Regions from separate parts of the Homo sapiens genome. Here region 1 is linked to region 2. Evidence: read pairs that join two places in POLR2A ChIA-PET (ENCODE). Cell type or tissue: MCF 10A. All regions are shown on one strand. Links, peaks and the distances in the headings refer to the core of each region. The heading gives the core; the rest is flanking DNA. Region 1 overlaps FAM186A (family with sequence similarity 186 member A). Region 2 overlaps LIMA1 (LIM domain and actin binding 1).

The links. ChIA-PET counts read pairs that join two places held together with the same protein. Peaks named below come from ENCODE experiments on the same cell type or tissue, not always from the same donor. Only the 100,000 strongest peaks of a DNase experiment are listed, where the experiment ranks them.
Region 1: POLR2A ChIA-PET joins it to region 2 with 6 read pairs; 4 of 35 experiments call an interaction of 5 or more read pairs at or near these places.

The regions. Positions count from the first base shown.
Region 1 is chr12:50,337,544-50,346,281 of GRCh38, reverse strand. The region is part of intron 4 of FAM186A (family with sequence similarity 186 member A); the gene reads left to right. Among named protein-coding and RNA genes, the nearest start is that of FAM186A, 55 kb to the left of the region's middle. In MCF 10A, for the core only: no CTCF peak of the experiment used is centred there; no DNase peak of the experiment used is centred there.
Region 2 is chr12:50,220,012-50,228,749 of GRCh38, reverse strand. It overlaps LIMA1 (LIM domain and actin binding 1), which reads left to right. Exons shown (of 11, transcript NM_016357.5): 4 at 6,265-6,729. Among named protein-coding and RNA genes, the nearest start is that of MIR1293, 9.8 kb to the left of the region's middle. RefSeq lists enhancers at 6,036-6,085, 6,116-6,175, 6,015-6,866. In MCF 10A, for the core only: no CTCF peak of the experiment used is centred there; a DNase peak (open chromatin) is centred at 4,219.

The sequences.
Region 1 (8,738 bases), core at 2,216-4,715, 120 kb before region 2:
ATTCCATTCTGTATGACTTTCTTTCTTTCTTTCTTTCTTTCTTTTTTTCTTTCTTTCTTTCCTTCTCTCTCTCTCTCTCTTTCTTTCTTTCTTTCCTTTCTTCTTTTTTTTTTTGGCGGGGTCTGGCTTTGTCGCCCAGCTGGAGTGCAGTGGTGCAATCTTGGCTCACTGCAACTTCTGCCTCACAGACTGAAGCAATCCTTCTACACAGCCTCCTGAGTAGCTGGGACTATAGGCACACGCCACCACGCCCGGCTAACTTTTGTATTTTTTTTTTTTTTTTTGAGGCAAAGTCTCGCTCTTGTCCCCCAGGCTGGAGTGCAATGGCACCATATAATACTATTCAAAGTAGTCTACAGATTCAATGATATTCCTATTAAACTACCAATGTCATTTTTCACTACATTAGAAAAAACTATTGTAAAATTCATATGGAACCAAAAAAGAGCCCAAATAGCCAAAGCCATCCTAAGCAAAAACAACAAAGCTGGAGGCATATTACATTATCCAACTTCAAACTATACTATAAGGCTACAGTAACCAAAACAACATTGTACTGGTACAAAAACAGACACATAGATCAATGGAACAGAATAGAGAACCCAGAAATAAAGCCCCATACCCACAATCATCTAATTGTGGACAAAGTCAACAAAAACAAGCAATGAGGAAAGGACTCTCTGTCCAATAAATGATGCTGGGACAGCTGGCTGGCCATATGCAGAAGAATGAAATTGCATCCCTACCTTTCACCATATACAAAAATTAACTCGAGATGGATTAAAGATTTAAATGTAAGACCTCAAACTATACAAATCCTAGAAGAAAACCTAGGAAATACCATTCTGTTTCTTTTTTTGTTTTTATTTATGTATTAGAGACAGAGTTTTTGCTCTGTTGCCCAGGTTGGAGGGCAGTGGCACGATCTCACCTCACTGCAACCTCTGCCTCCTGAGTTCAAGCCATTCTCCTGCCTCAGCCTTGCTAACAGATGTTAGCAAGGCTGCAGAGAAAAGGAATGCTTATACGCTGTTAATGAGAATGTAAATTAGCTCAGCCACTGTGGAAAGTAGTTTGAAGATTTCTTGTTTTTATGGTGGTGGTGGTGTTTTGTTTTTGTTTTTTGTTTTGTTTTGTTTTTTAGACGAAGTTTTGCTCTTGTTGCCCACCCCTGGCTAATTTTTGTATTTTTAGTAAAGACAGAATTTCATCATATTGGTCAGGCTGGTCTCGAACTCCTGACTTCAGGTGATCTACCCGCCTTCGCCTCACACAGTGCTGGGATTACAGGCGTGAGCCACCGCGCTCGGCCTTGTTTTGTTTTTTGACATGGTCTCACTCTCTTGTCCAGGGCAATGATGGCTCACTGCAGTTTAGATCTCCTGGGCTCATGCAATTTTCCCATATCAGCCTCCGAGTAGCTGGGACTACAGGCCTATGCCATCATGCCTGGCTAATTTTTTAATTTTTTATTTTTTGTAGGGATAGGGTCTTACTATGTTTCCCAGGCTAGTCTTGAACTCCTGGGCTCAAGTTATCCTCCTGCCCCAGCCTCCCAAAATGTTGGGATTACAGGCCTGAGACAACATGCCCAGCTGAGATTTCTCGAAGAACTTAAAATAGATCTACCACTTGACCCAGCAATCCCATTACTGGGTATATATTCAAAGGAAAATAAATTATTATACCAAAAAGACACATGCACTTGTCTGCTCATTGCAGCATTATTCACAAAGACATGGAATCAACCTAGGTACACATCAGTGGTGGACTGGATAAAGAAAATGTGGTATATATACAACATATGGAATACTATGCTGCCATAAACAAGAACAAAATCATGTCCTTTGCAGCAAATGGATGCAGTTGGAGGCCATTATCCTAAACAAATTAACAGAAGAACAGAAAACCAAATACCGACATTCTTGCTTATAAATGGAGCTAAATGTTGGGTACACAGGGACATAAAGATGGGAACAACAGACACTGGGGACCACTAGTAGGGGAGAGAGGAAGTGGGACAAGGTTTGAAAAACTACCTATTGGGTACTATGGTCATAACCTGCGTGATGGGATCATTTGTACCCCAAATCTCAGCATCATGCAATATAACCATGTAACAAACCTGCATATGTACCCTCTGAATCTAAAGTAAAAGTTGAACTTACTAAAATAAAAAAGAAAAGTTGAATTAAACCAAATTCAATTTGAAAAAAAAAAAAAAATAGACTGGCTGGGTGTGGTGGCTTATCCTGTAATCCTAGTACTTTGGGAGGCCAAGGTGGTGAATCACTTGAATCCAGGAGTTCGAGACCAGCCTGGCCAACATGGTGAAACCCCATCTCTACAAAAAAAAAAAAAAAGGCTGGGTGTGGTGGCTCACACCTATAATCCCAGCACTTTGGGAGGCCAAGGCAGGCAGATCACGAGGTCAGGAGAATGAGGACTATCCTGGCTAACACAGTGAAACCCCGTCTCTACTAAAAATACAAAAAATTAGCTGGGCATGGTGGCGGGCGCCTGTAGTCCCAGCTACTCTGGAGGCTGAGGCAGGAGAATGGCTTGAACCCGGGAGGTGGAGGTTGCAGTGAGCCGAGATTGCACCACTGCACTCCAGCCTGGGTGACGGAGCGAGACTCCGTCTCAAAGAAAAAAAAGAAAAAAGAGAGAGAAAACAAAAACCCATGGATTAGCTGGGTTCGCTGTAGTCCCAGCTACTCAGGAAGCTGAGGCATGAGAATTGCTTGAGCCCGGGAGACGGAGGTTGCAATGAGCCAAGATCGCACCACTGCACCACTGCACTCCAGCCTGGGCAACAGAGCAAGACTCTGTCTCAGAAAACAGCAACAACAGCAACAACAATAAAAAAACCCTGAATGTTCAATTTTGTTAAATAATGTGATTTGAGCACTTTATTTTCACATGTATTAAAGAAAATGTGGGCTGGGAAGGTGGCTTATGCTTGTAATCACAGCACCTTGGGAAGCTAAGGCGGGAGGATTGCTTGAGGCCAGGAGTTTTGAGACCAGCCTGAACAACACATGGGGCCCCGTCTTTCTTTTTTCCTGAGATAGGGTCTCGCTATGTTGCCTGTGCTGGAGTGCAGTGGCGTGATCACTGTACACTGCAGTCTCAACTTCCCGGGTTTAAAATATCCTCCCACTTCAGCCTCCCCAGTAGCTAATTTTTAAACTTTTTGTAAAGATAGGGTCTCCTGTTGCCCAGGCTGGTCTTGAATTCCTAGGCTCAAATGATCCTACCACCTCGGCATCCCAAAGTGCTGGGATTACAGTTGTCAGCCACTGCACCCAGCCTGACTCCATCTTTAAAAAAAAAAAAAAAATTATCTAGTCTTGGTGGTGTGCACCTGTAGTCCCAGCTATTTGGAAAACTGAGACAGGAGGACTGCTTGAGCCCAGGAGTTCAAGGATGTGATGAGTTATGATCGTGTTGTGCCACTGCACTCCACCCTGGGTGACAGAGCGAGACATTGTCTCAAAAAAAAAAAAGGTCGGGAGCGGTGGCTCACGCCTGTAATCCCAGCACTTTGGGAGGCTGAGGCGGGTGGATCACGAGATCAGATCGAGACCATCCTGGCTAACATGGTGAAACCCTGTCTCTACTAAAAATACAAACAAAACTAGACAGATGTGGTAGCATGTAGCTGTAGTCCCAGCTACTCGGGAGGCTGAGGCCGGAAAATCACTTGAACCCAGGAGGCAGAGGTTGCAGTGAGCCGAGATCATGCCACTGCACTCCAGCCTGGGCAACAGAGCGAGACTCTCTCTCTAAAAAAAAATTTTAAAAAATAAAATAAAATAAAAAATAAAAAATAAAAAAGGAGATTTTTCCCCCTTAGTTCTATTAATATAATTATATTAAACCATCATTGCATTCCTGTCATAAATCCTATTTGTTCTACATGTAACATTCTTTGTTTTTTTGTTTTGTTTTGTTTTTGTTTTTGTTTTTTTTAAGACAAGAGTCTCACTTGGTTGCCCAGGCTGGAGTGCAGTGGCATGATCTCAGCTCACTGCAACCTCTGCCTCCCAGGTTCAAGCAATTCTCTTGCATCAGCCTGTTTCAGCCTCCAGAGTAGCTGGGATTACAGGCACGCCGCCGCCATGCCTGGCTATTTTTTTTTTCCTTCCTTGACTATATTGTAGAATCACTATATTTTATTAAGGATTTTTCTCATTCATATTCATAAGTTAAGTTTGGCAGGCAGTTTACTTCTTATGGTATTATCTTTGTGAAGTTTTGGTATAATCTTAAGCTTGCATCATTAAAAAATGTGGAAGTTTATCTTTTGTGCTCTGAAACAATTTAATAGTAAAATTAGCTGTTCTTTTAAGGTTTGGCAGATTTCCCCTATGATATTACACTGGCTTAGTACTTTTTGAAGGGAGTTCTTTGACAGCTTTCTCTCAATTTTATCTTTTTTTTTGAGACGAAGTCTTGCTCTGTTGCCCAAGCTGGAGTGCAGGGGCACGATCTCAGCTCATTGCAACCTCCGCCTCCTGGGTTCAGGGAATTCTCCTGCATCAGCCTCCTGAGTAGCTGGGATTACAGATGCACATCACTACGCCCAGCTAATTTTTGTATTTTTAGTAGAGACAGGGTTTCACCATGTTGGCCAGGTTGGTCTCGAACTCCTGACCTCGTGATCTGCCCACCTTGGCCTCCCAAAGTGCTGGGATTACAGGTATGAGCCACTGTGTCAGGTCGCTTTCTCAATTTTTAGGATTCATTTAGATTTATTGAAGACTTTGAGAACCTAAGTAGCATAATCTGACCTGTCTCAGTAAAATCATTTAAAAATATGACTTTATACAATCATAACCTTAATCCCATCGAGGATCAATTCATTCTTTCAGAAAGCTCTTCTCTAATATTTAATGTTATAATAACAAAATCACAGACAGATGCAACAACAAATAAAATACTGAAAGATTAAAAATTTTATGACAAGGATGGCTAGGTCAAGAAGATTCTAATATTATATGTAAGAGAAAAATACTACAGTAATATAAACTGTTTTTGAATAAAGATTTCTGTAGAGCCTCTGTAAGTGAAGAATTCTACATTTAAGTGCTAAAATATAGTTTTAGAATTGTATTCCCTCATGATCGGTGAAATATATCTGAGAAGAGATGACAGGGAAGATGTAAAATTAGAAAAGATGAGCTGGGCGCGGTGGCTCATGCCTGTAATCCCAGCACTTTGGGAGGCCAAGGCAGGCAGATCACCTGAGGTCAGGAGTTTGAGAACAGCCTGGCCAACAAGGCAAAACCCCATCTCTACCAAAAATACAAAAATTAGCTGGGCATGATGGCGTGCACCTGTAATGCTGGCTACTTGGGAGGCTGAGGCAGGATAATCGCTTGAACTCGGGAGGCAGAAGTTGCAGTGAGCCCAGATCACACCATTGCACTCCAGCCTGGGCAACAGAGCAAGACTCTGTCTCAAAAAAAAAAAAAAATTAGAAAAGATGATGATAATTAGACATTTGTTTCCATATATATTGAAGAAAGTTCTCAATAGTACTAGATGTTGTGCTCTCTAGATAGCATCACTTAATTCATCAACATTTTTTTTTTTTTTAAAGAGACAGGGTCTTGCTCTATCAACCAGGCTGGAGTGCATTGGTGTGATCATAGCTCACCATAACGCCAAACTCCTGGGCCGAAGCGACCTGTGTGTGCCATCATGCCCAGCTAATTTTTGATATTTTTTTTAGCGATGGATCTCCCTCTGTTGCCCAGACTGGTCTTGAACTCCTGAGCTCAAGCAATCCTCCTGCCTTGGCCTCTCAAGCTACTGGGATCACAGGTGTGAGACACTGAGCTCGGCCCATCAACATTTAAAAAATATCCACCACTTGTGGGGACTGTGTTAGGTACAGGGATTAGAGGGTAGAAGGATACAAAGATGGATAAGCTACATCCCTGCTTTCAATGCACCTAGTCTCCTCAGAGAGACAGTCACACAAAGAGATGATTATATCGTATGATGTGGAAAGTACAATAATGGCGCATGTGCAGTTATAGAAGAGGACTGAGGAGAGGCGGGAGTTAGGTACAGCTTCTGGGAGTTCAGACCTCTGAACTGTGCCTCAAAGAACCAGTAAAAGTCAGTAAGACAGGCAGGGCACTGTGGCTCACGCCTGTAATCCCAGCACTTTGGGAGGCCGAGGTGGGTGGATTGCTTAAGGTCAGGAGTTTGAGACCAGCCTGACCAACATGGTGAAACCCTATCTCTACTAAAAATAAAAAAATTAGCCAGGCACGATGGCAGGTGCCTGTAATCCCAGCTACTTGGGAGGCTGTGGCAGGAGAATCGCTTGAACCCAGGAGGCGGTGGTTGCAGTGAACCGAGATTGCGCCACTGCACTCCAGCCTGGGTGACAGAGTAAGACTCTGTCTCAAAAAAAGAAAAAGTCAGGAAAACAAAGAAGTCAGAGAGTGTAGCAGAGTAAAGAAAGGCAGCAGGAAGAAGCTCTGTGTGTGTGTGTGTGTGTGTGTGTGTGTGTGTGTGTGTAAAGTACTTTGTGGCTAATACTTAGAACACAAAGAAAAAGCAAAATGTAGTAAGAGATGAGACTGGAAAGATAAAAGAGAGGCAAGATAAAAGAGAATCCTAAATCACATGCTAAGGAACTTGTATTTAATTCCGTACTTAATAGAGGATAACTAAAGAATTCTTAGCAAGGGAAGTAAAATGCCAGTAATGTGGAAGACAGATTTAAGAAGAGTAAAGCTCATACAGAGGCATAAATTAGGACTAGGTGGCATCCACCTAAATGTTTTGAAAGAATATAAGGGTGAGAGTAGAATTACTAGGAAAATATTTACAGTTGTTTTAAAAGGATTCTATGCTAAGGTGATATATCAACAGTGTAACTCCTACTAAACAAGGGCATCCATGCCAGGCAAGCTGGTGAAGTCTAAATAAAAAGTAAAATCAGCCCGGTCTGGTGGTACACGCCTGTAATCCCAGCACTTTGAGAGGCCAAAATGGAGGAATTGCTTGAGCCTAGGAGTTCAAGACCAGCCTGGGCAACATAGTGAGACCCTGTCTCTACAAAAATTATAAAAATTAGCCAGGCGTGGTGGTATGTATGCCTGTGGTCCCAGCTACTTGGTAGGCTGAGGTGGGAGGATCCCATGAGCCTGAGAGGTTGAGGTTGCAGTGAGCCATGGATGCACCACTACACTCCAGCCTGGGCAACACAGTGAGACCCTGTCTCAAAAAAAAAAATTACTACAGTCTTGAAACAGTAAAAATGGATAGACTAAAGGAAATATAAATTTTATAGGAGAATCATGCTAATCTAATCTGGAATTGTTGGAGGAAACACTGACAAGGAGAAACTAAATGAAAATAAATTATGTAAATTTAGTTATGTGCATACAGGGGCTTATAATGCATCTACAACAAACACAAACTTCAGATATATTATTGCATTTAACTGGAAGAATGGGAATCAGGTTCAGAAAGGTCATCCTATTTGCCCAAATCACACAGCTAATAATTGGTAGAAGTGAATTTTTAAAAATCCATTTCCAAAGTCTATATAGTATACTATACTACCTATTATACTACACTGTCTTAAAGTAGTAACTGTAATGGTTTTTATATTTAAATCCTAATCATGCTTTCTCTTAAACATAGACTTTGAAGTCAAGCAGATCTTGGTTCAAATTTCCAGAACTTCTCTGAGACTTAAATGTGTTGCATGTAAAATGGATATAATAATATTTACTTCAAATAATGGTTGAGGCCAGGCATGGTAGCTCATGCCTGTAATCCCAGCACTTTGGGAGGCTGAGGCGGGTGAATCACCTGAGGTCTGGAGTTCGAGACCAGCCTAGCCAACATGGTGAAACCCCGTCTCTGCTAAAAATACAAAAATTAGATGGGCGTGGTGGTGCAGCCTGTAATCTTAGCTACTCGGGAGGCTGAGGCAAGAGAATTGCTTGAACCCTGGAGGCGGAGGTTACAGAGAGTTGGGATTGCACCATTGTACTCCAGCCTGGGCAACAAGAGCGAAACTCTGTCTCAAAATAAAATAAAATGAAAGGTTGAAAGGGTTAAATAAAATAACATATGTAGCTTGCAGCACAACAGTAGTAGTACAGTAGTAGTATTACCATAGTAGATGCTCAGTAAATGTAAAGAATCTCTATCTAAAAATCAATATTCCTTAGGACGGGGCAATGTTTTATCAACGTAAGTGGGATTGGCTAAGACAGTGGAAACAAAAGGTAAGGAGGATGAATAGCCATGATTCTAGATAGAGGCTTTTAAATAATAAGATACCCCCATGGTTACTACTGGATTGAATGCTCAGATTTTGTTTGTTTATTTGTTTGTTTGTTTGTTTTTAGACGAAGTCTTGCTCTGTCGCCAGGCTGGAATGCAGTGGCGCCATCTTGGCTCACTGGAACCTCCACCTCCCAGTTTCAAGGAATTCTCCTGCCTCAGCCTCCCGAGTAGCTGGGACTACAGGCGCTTGCCACCACGCCCAGCTAATTTTTGTATTTTTAGTAGGGACGGGGTTTCACCGTGTTGGCCAGGATGGTCTCGATCTCTTGACCTTGTGATCCGCCCGCCTCAGCCTCCCAAAGTGCTGGGATGACAGGCGTGAGCCGCCGCGCCCGGCCTTCAGATTATTAAAAATGAATTCTCTCACCAGGCTCATGCCTGTCATCCCAGCACTTTGGGAACCGAGGTGG
Region 2 (8,738 bases), core at 2,794-5,293:
CATGTTTTATTAAGACATCCAAATGGAAATGTCAGTAGGAACTTGGATACTATATAAAAATCTAGAATTGGAAGAGATCCCCGCTGCGGATAAAATGGACATGTGTCAAAGTGTCAGTGGTACTTAAAGCTATGAGGTGCATGATATAAGCTAGGAAGTGAGTGTAGACAGAGAAGTGGTCTCATGACTTAGCTCAGGGGCACCTTGGTGTTTAAAGGTTGGAGATATAAGGAGTAACCAGCAGAGGAAACAAGTGCCAGAAGCCGAGTGAAGAAAGTGTTTCTAGAAGGGGAGTTAACAGAATCAAACACACAGGTAAGCTGAGAATTGACCATCGGATTTGGCAACATGAAGGTCATTGGTCATCTTGTGTTGTTTGGGAGTGGTAGAATAGAGGCCTGAATTGGACTAGGTTCAAGACAGTGGGTTAAGAGAAGTTGACCCCACGAGTATAGACAATCATATGTGGAGCATCTCTTATGTTCCAGCTCCTGAAGACACAAGAAGAATAAGATGTATTCTCTACCTCCAAAGGGACTGTTTAGAATTTGGAAAATAGAATTACAACCCAGGTGTGATAAGTACCATATCAGGCCCGGCGCGGTGGCTCAAGCCTGTAATCCCAGCACTTTGGGAGGCCGAGGCGGGCGGATCACAAGGTCAGGAGATCGAGACCATCCTGGCTAACACGGTGAAACCCCGTCTCTACTAAAAATACAAAAATTAGCCGGGCACGGTGGCGGGCGCCTGTAGTCCTAGCTACTCGGGAGGCTGAGGCAGGAGAATGGCATGAACCCAGGAGGCGGAGCTTGCAGTGAGCCAAGACCGCGCCACTGCACTCCACACTCCAGCCTGGGTGACAGAGCGAGACTCCGTCTCAAAAAAAAAAAAAAGAAAAAAAAAATTACCATATCAAATAAATACTCAGAGTGGGCTGGGGGAGAATTTAGGAGGGATCTGAACTGTGCTACATCTAGAAAGGCTTCCCAGAAGAGGCAGTGCCTGACTCAACCCTAAAGGACCAAGAGGAATTAGCTAAGCAGAGGCGACAGGGAGTGGCAGAATCTTTGTATTCTAGATGGAGGAAGCAGCACACGCACAGCATGAAGGCATAAGAGAACAGGCCTACTTGACAGATGAAAAGATGGTTGTCGCATTCACCAAGATAGACAATTCAAGAAAAGAAACAGGTTAGAGAGTGAGGAGTAAAGGGAAGACTTCGGGCCTGGCACGGTGGCTCACATCTGTAATCCCGGCTGAGGCGGGTGGATCACCTGAGGTCAGGAGTTCGAGACCAGCTTAGCCAACATGGTGAAACCCCATCTCTACTAAAAATACAAAAAATTAGCCGGGCTTGGTGGCTCACGCCTGTAATCCCAGCTACTCGGGAGACTGAGGCAGGAGAATTGCTTGAACCCAGGAGGCAGAGGCTGTGGTGAGCCAAGATTGCACCACTGCACTCCAGCCTGGGTGACAGAGCAAGACTCCATCTCAAAAAAAAAAAAAAAAAAAGAAAAGAAAAAAGAAAGTGAAGACTTCAACCTTAATCAAGAAGGAGTTTAAGATGCCTCTAGCACTTCCAGGTAGAATTGGTAGAAAAGGAGAGATGTCTATCTAGAGATAAGTTCTATAACTCTGTCTATATAGATACACAGTATACATCTATCTATGTATTTGTTGATACTATAATCTATATGGTGGGTGAAATCGGGATGAATAACATCATATACAGAGAATATGTAAAGTAAGCAAAGCAGAGGACCTAAGACAAAAACCCTGAGGGACCCCACCATATAAGGGAGGGACAGAGGAGGAGAAACCTGTAAAAAAAAAAAAAAAAGAAAAAGAATTACTAAATTATGAAACTGAGTAGTGGCCAGATAAATGAGAAGAAATCTTTTTTTTTTTTTTTCATATGGAATCTTGCTCTTTCGCCAGGCTGGAGTGCAGTGGCATGATCGCAGCTCACTGCAACCTCCGCCTCCCGGGTTCAAGCGATTCTCCTGCCTCAGCCTCCCGAGTAGCTAGGATTACAGGCGCACGCCACCACGCCCACCTAATTTTTGTATTTGTAGTAGAGACAGGGTTTCACCATGTTGGCCAGGATGGTCTCAATCTCTTGACCTTGTGATCCGCCCGCCTCGGCCTCCCAAAGTGCCAGGACTACAGGTGTGAGCCACTGCGCCCAGTGAAATCTTTTTTTCATTATTGTTTTTTTCTACACCCTTCTTGCATCTCAAAATGGGAAGAAATCTAAGAAAAAGGGGTATCACAGAAAAGTTGGAAGCAATTTTTACCAGGGAGAGTGGTCAGTAATGTCAGATGCTATAGTGAGATAAAATAAAGCAGAAGCCTCCAGTGCTTTTAGCAGTTGAGGTAAGTGGACGTGAATAGGTATTTAAAGAAGAGGGTGGGCATGGTAGCTCACACCTGTGATCCCCACACTTTGGGAGGCCGAGGTGGGAGGATCACTTGAGCCTGGGAGTTTGAGCCTGGGCAACATAGTGAGAACCCTCTCTATAAAAATTTTAAAAATTTAGCTGGGCGTGGTGGCATGGGCCTGCGGTCCCAGATACTTGGGAGGCAGAGGTGGCAGGATCACTTGAGCCCAGGAGGTCAAGGCTGCAGTGAGCCGTGATCATGCCACTGCACTCTAGCATGGGCAATAGAGCAAGAACCTGTCTCAAAAATAAATAAGTAAATAAATAAATAAAATAGATAACAAAGAAGTAACAGTGTAAAAACATGCTTAGCCTCACTGATGATCAGATAAATGTAAATTAATAATGAGATATAAATTGTAATCTAAACAGTTGGCAAATAATTTTGAGCAATACATATATTCATCAGTGGGGGAATGGTAATTGCACATACAGTATAATATACTATATGGTTATTAAGATTTTGGCCAGGCATGGTGGCTTACACCTATAATCCCAGCACTTTGGGAGGCCAAGGCAGGTAGATCACCTGAGGTCAGGACCAGCCTGGCCAACATGGTGAAACCCCGTCTCTACTAATAACACTAAAATTAGCCGGCATGGTAGTATGTTCCTGTAAGCCCAGCTACTTGAGAGGCTGAGGCAAGAGAACTGCTGGAAACTGGGAGGCAGAGGTTGCAGTGAACCAAGATCGTGCCACTACACTCTAGCCTGGGTGACAGAGTGAGACTCCGTCTCAAAAAGAAAAAAAGATTGAAGATTTCATGTATGGGCATGAAAAGATATCAAAAGCACATTAGGTGATTAAATGCAAAGTGTAGAACAGTAAGTACAGTATGATTTTGTACAAAAAAATACATATAGTGTACAAAATAGAAAAAAAGACAACATATATACCATATAAACTGTCAGGACTGGGTATCTAGGTTGGGAGAGGTGGGGAGTCAAGTAGGGAAAATGGCATGTATTACAGCATCTATTCATGTCGGGTACATATTTCTATATTGATTGAGAGTTTTTCCCCCAATAAGTTATTACTTTTTTAATTGAGAAAAATAATAAATTAAAAATAAGATAATGTTATGAACATTTTAAAGAGACAGTTGGGGCCAGGCGCAGTGGCTCATGCCTATAATCCCAGCACTTTGGGAGGCCGAGGCAGGCAGATCACCTGAGGCTGGGAGTTCGAGACCAGCCTGACCAACATGGAGAAACCCCGTCTCTACTAAAAATACAAAATTAGCCAGGTATGGTGGCACATGCCTGTAATCCCAGCTACTCAGGAGGCTGAGGCATGAGAATTGCTTGAATCCAGGAGGCCGAGGTTGCAGTGAGCCGAGATCACGCCATTGCACTCCAGCCTGTGCAACAAGAGTGAACCTCCGTCTCAAAAAAAAAAAAAAAAAAAAAAATGCCAGGCATGCTGACATACACCTGTAGTCCTAGCTACTCAGGAGGCTGAGGTGGGAGGATCACTTGAGCCCAGGAAGTCAAACAGCTGCAGTGAGCTATGATTACACCACTGCATTTCAGCCTGGGTGACAGAGCGAGACCCCGTCTCTAAAAAAAAATTAAAATAGGATCATGCTGTCTTATAATTTGCTTTCTTCATTCAAAAGTATCCTATGAGCATCTTTTCATGTCAATAAGTATACTTTGATCACATGATAGGTATCTGAGAAAAACAGTGTCCAGTTACCAAGGCAAAGTGCCACTTTGATTGTCAGGGCTCCTGTGTGGTTACAGTAAGGGCAGGTGAAGTCAGAGACCTAGATGACTCATCCATTGTGTGGCACGAGACCTTACAGAGCCAAGAGTGCTGCTGGCAGTTAGGGTAGAACCAGCTTCTGGAGCTGTTCTGTAATTCCTTCTTTTCCAGCAAGAAAACTTTTTAAGCTTCTTATATCTCTGATGCATACATTCTTCCCCCAATGGATCATTTTGTAAGCTAAAATTTAAACACTAGAATCAAGCAGTTCTATAATTTCTTTTCAAGCCTTATTTCTACTTGATGAAGTGGCTTTCAAGAGTATATTCAGAAGAGTAATAGGGTGAGAGACTTAATTCCCAAAATAGCTGCTAATCCTGTTTAATTCCTAGGTTGTTTGTCCTTTCTTTCTTAGTTGAAAGACTGGTGAGTCACAGACTACAGGAGAGAAGGTATTGGAGTTTGCAGTTTGTTGGGAAGGTGGTGCTGTTCAATTTATTTAGGAGTACAGTCCTTTCAAAGTACGGGACATTTAATTTAATTTAATTTTTCTTTTTTTTTTTGAGACAGAGTCTCACTCTGTCACCCGGACTGGAGTGCAGTGGCGCGATTTGGGCTCACTGCAACCTCCGCCTCCCAGGTTCAAGCCATTTTTCTGCCTCAGCCTCCTGAGTAGCTGGGACTACAGGCGCGTGCCACCACGCCCAGCTATTTTTTGTATTTTTAGTAGAGACGTGGTTTCACGGTGTTGGCCGGGCTGGCCACGAACTCCTGACCTCAGGTGATCCACCCGCCTCGGCCTCCCAAAGTGCTGGGATTACAGGCATGAGCCACTGCGCCCAGCCGGGACATTTAATTTTCAACAAGCGTGTTTCCTCTATTATGGAACAACAGTGACAATTTCCAGGTTGTTTTCAGTCTGTCTTACATGTATAAATTAATTCCATTTTTGGCCCTAGTGAAAGTGAACTCTCTTAGATATGTAAATGTGTGTCCTTTGATCATCTGAGTGATAAGTAGTGGTATTTGCATTTGAAGCCTGCATATTTTACAACCAGAGGATCTGTAAAACAGTGAATTTCTTGATAACTGAGAATTTTTTTTTTTTTTTTGGTTGGGGGATGGCGTCTCACTTTGTCACCCAGGCTGGAGTGTAGTGGCGCAGTCTTGGCTCACTGCAACCTCCACTTCCCAGGTTCAAGCGATTCTCCTGCCTCAGCCTCCAGAGTAGCTGGGACTATGGGTGTGCACCACTGCACCCAGTTAATTTTTGTATTTTTTTTAGAGACAGGGTTTCTCCATGTTGGTCTGGCTGGTCTCAAACTCCTGACCTTGTGATCCGCCGGCCTCGGCCTCCCAAAGTGCTGGGATTACAGGCGTGAGCCACCGTGCCTGGCCCTGATAAGTGAGAATTTATACACAGATAAACTTGTAGAGAAGAGCAGGGAAAAAAAAAAGATTAAATTCTTATGAAAAATAAAATTTGACTGCTCATATGCATGTAAATTATGTCAGATATAACTAAATATTTATGCAAATACTTGGAAAGTCTGGGGACTTCTCCAGGGTTCTACAAATTGTTTCAATCCTTGCTGCCACTATCCGTAATTAATGGTATAGTTTCAGCTATCCTGCAACTATCCTGCATCTTTGTCTTATTTAAAAGAAGAAAAAAAAACCCAGCAGAATTTACCATGTTATTTTATGGCAGGTAATGATGAACTTTGCTGATGTGTAGTTACAGTGTTTCAAGCACTTGTATTTTGCTTTTTCTTTCTTGTTTTTTTCCCCATTAATCTTTGGGTAAAAATCTCTTGTTTCGCATGTAACTATCATTAGAGCTGGGTTTGCCTTTCTTCTCATTTTGTCCTTATAAGGCCATCCTGTTTTATCACTTCCTGCTTCAGCTCCTGAGTTTTTCTCTCTTCCCCTCTCCCTCTCCCTCTGCCGGGTGGATGCTTTCTCCATGTGGCAAGGCTGTAACTGTTCACAGCTGTCTGAAACAGCAGTGGACCAGGAGCAGCTTGGAGTTTTAACTTTCATTTTACAAAGAACAACATGTTTGAATGTTTCAGCAGGCAAGTTATAACTGGCATCTACTTCTTGTTCTTCTAGAACACCGAAAATCTCTCCCAGCACTTTAGAAAGGGGACCCTGACTGTGTTAAAGAAGAAGTGGGAGAACCCAGGGCTGGGAGCAGAGTCTCACACAGACTCTCTACGGAACAGCAGCACTGAGATTAGGCACAGAGCAGACCATCCTCCTGCTGAAGTGACAAGCCACGCTGCTTCTGGAGCCAAAGCTGACCAAGAAGAACAAATCCACCCCAGATCTAGACTCAGGTCACCTCCTGAAGCCCTCGTTCAGGGTCGATATCCCCACATCAAGGACGGTGAGGATCTTAAAGACCACTCAACAGAAAGTAAAAAAATGGAAAATTGTCTAGGAGAATCCAGGCATGAAGTAGAAAAATCAGAAATCAGTGAAAACACAGATGCTTCGGGCAAAATAGAGAAATATAATGTTCCGCTGAACAGGCTTAAGATGATGTTTGAGAAAGGTGAACCAACTCAAACTAAGGTAAGAATTGGGCGGGTTTGAAACTTGAGAAAGCCAATTCAAGCACTAAACAAAGCTGTTTTTCCAATCTAGCTATTTTGAGTAGAGGCGAATATGTGGTCAGTATGTCTTTTGATTCCAGTTAGATAAGTTAATAGTCTCAAATGCATTATTTACATAGATGCTAAGATTTGTGAGTCTCTGACACAATTTCATGTTAAATCAGGTTCACACTGGGATTCAAATTGGTATCTAGAAATGAAGAGAGTTTAATACCGATTGGATTATGTGTTTTTGTACACTTGCCCTTTTAAATTGTCTTCCTGTGTTCTTTATCATTTGTAGCTTTGGGGGTGGAATTACTGCTGAATAGCTCTCTGCTTGGACACAGCTGCAGACTGAGTGTTAAGGCCGGAGTTTAACATTAAGACTGAGGCTTACTTGTCTCTGCTAGCTGAATCCCTTCTCTTCTTCTCAACTTCCTCATCTGTGCCTTCCAACAAATGTTTTCTATCAGCTAAAATCCTCTCTCAGGCAAAATCAATGAAGATAGCCAGACTAGCTATAGCTTTCGGGAGTTTTGACTTGCAAATGCACAGGGTTGCGTTTTCCTACAACTGCTAATGAAATTTGATCCTTCATGTGGATTGCAGACCTCGTCCCCAGAGGGAATTACTTAACTAGAAAATGAGTTACATATGCTGGTGATTTATAACACAATCCAGAGGCCACAGAGCTGGTAAATTTTTCCAGTTTTCTCATACTTTCCTATATATCTGGCTTTGTACATGGGGATGGTTCGTTACAACAGTCGTTATAATGAAATAAACAGACCTGATGGGGAGCAAAACCATCTGTTACTCTAGATTCCACCTAGATGGGAAAGCTGGATTTTTTTTAAGCTAAATATTTGGCCCAAGTCCCTATGTTTGGAAAGTAATATAATAATATTAAGCATTCTTTCTGAGATAAAAAATAACTCATCCTGTAGTCTTCAGTTATATTAGATGTGATATTGTCAATCCCTTCCCATGACTTGCAGTGCCAGTCACTTTTCTACTTAGAATTAGAAAAGTTCTTGAATGTTTGCGGGTCATGTTTGAAGTTGTGCGAGTTTTTGACGATGTGTAAAGCTACAACACTTCTCTGTGCATGAGCTTTAGCTCTACTTTAACAGTGAAACCAGTTGGCAAGAGATGTAACCACAAAGCAGTTTTATAACGTTTCTTAACTCTCTTCCCTCTCAAGTTTTTAGACCTTTAGTCCTGCCAACTCCTTCTTTCCCCTTTATGGTTTTAATTTAAAAATTTGTTTTATTTAAATGGGAAGAAGAATTTTAAGTGGAAGGAAAAAATGTCAGAAATCCTAAATAGAGAGGAAGGGGTTTTGTTGTGACTCAAAGCACCATTGTAAGTCTCCTCCTCCCAGACCCTGCTAGGAACAGGACAGCTGATGTCATGCCAGTACACACAATGTAGATTCAGTGCAAAAGGCTGCTGCATGTTGAAACTGGCCAAAGGTAGGAAATGACTGGGACTGTAGCAGACAAAAATGCTGATTATGTGTAAGGATATGGTGAGACACTTTTTCTCATAAATATCTAGTGAGATATGGGTCAGAACAAGCCTATCTCCCTAAGGCTGCTTGGAGAGGAGAAAAACTTTCCATATAAGATCTTACTAGTCCGGGCGTGGTGGCTCAAGCCTGTAATCCCAGCATTTTGGGAGGCAGAGGTTGGGGGATCACTTGTGGCCAGGAGTTCGAGACCAGCCTGGCCAACATGGTGAAACCCCGTCTCCACTAAAAATACAAAAATTAGCCAGGCATGGTGGCGTTGCTGGTAGTCACAGCTACTTGGGAGGCTGAGGCAGGAGAATCACTTGAACCTGGGAGGTGGAGGATGCAGTGAGCCGAGATCATGCCACTGCACTCCAGCCTGGGCAACAGAGTGAGACTCTGTCTCAAAAAATATATAAAAATAAAAATAAAGATCCTACTAGATGGCTGATAGCACTGGGCCACCAGATTGA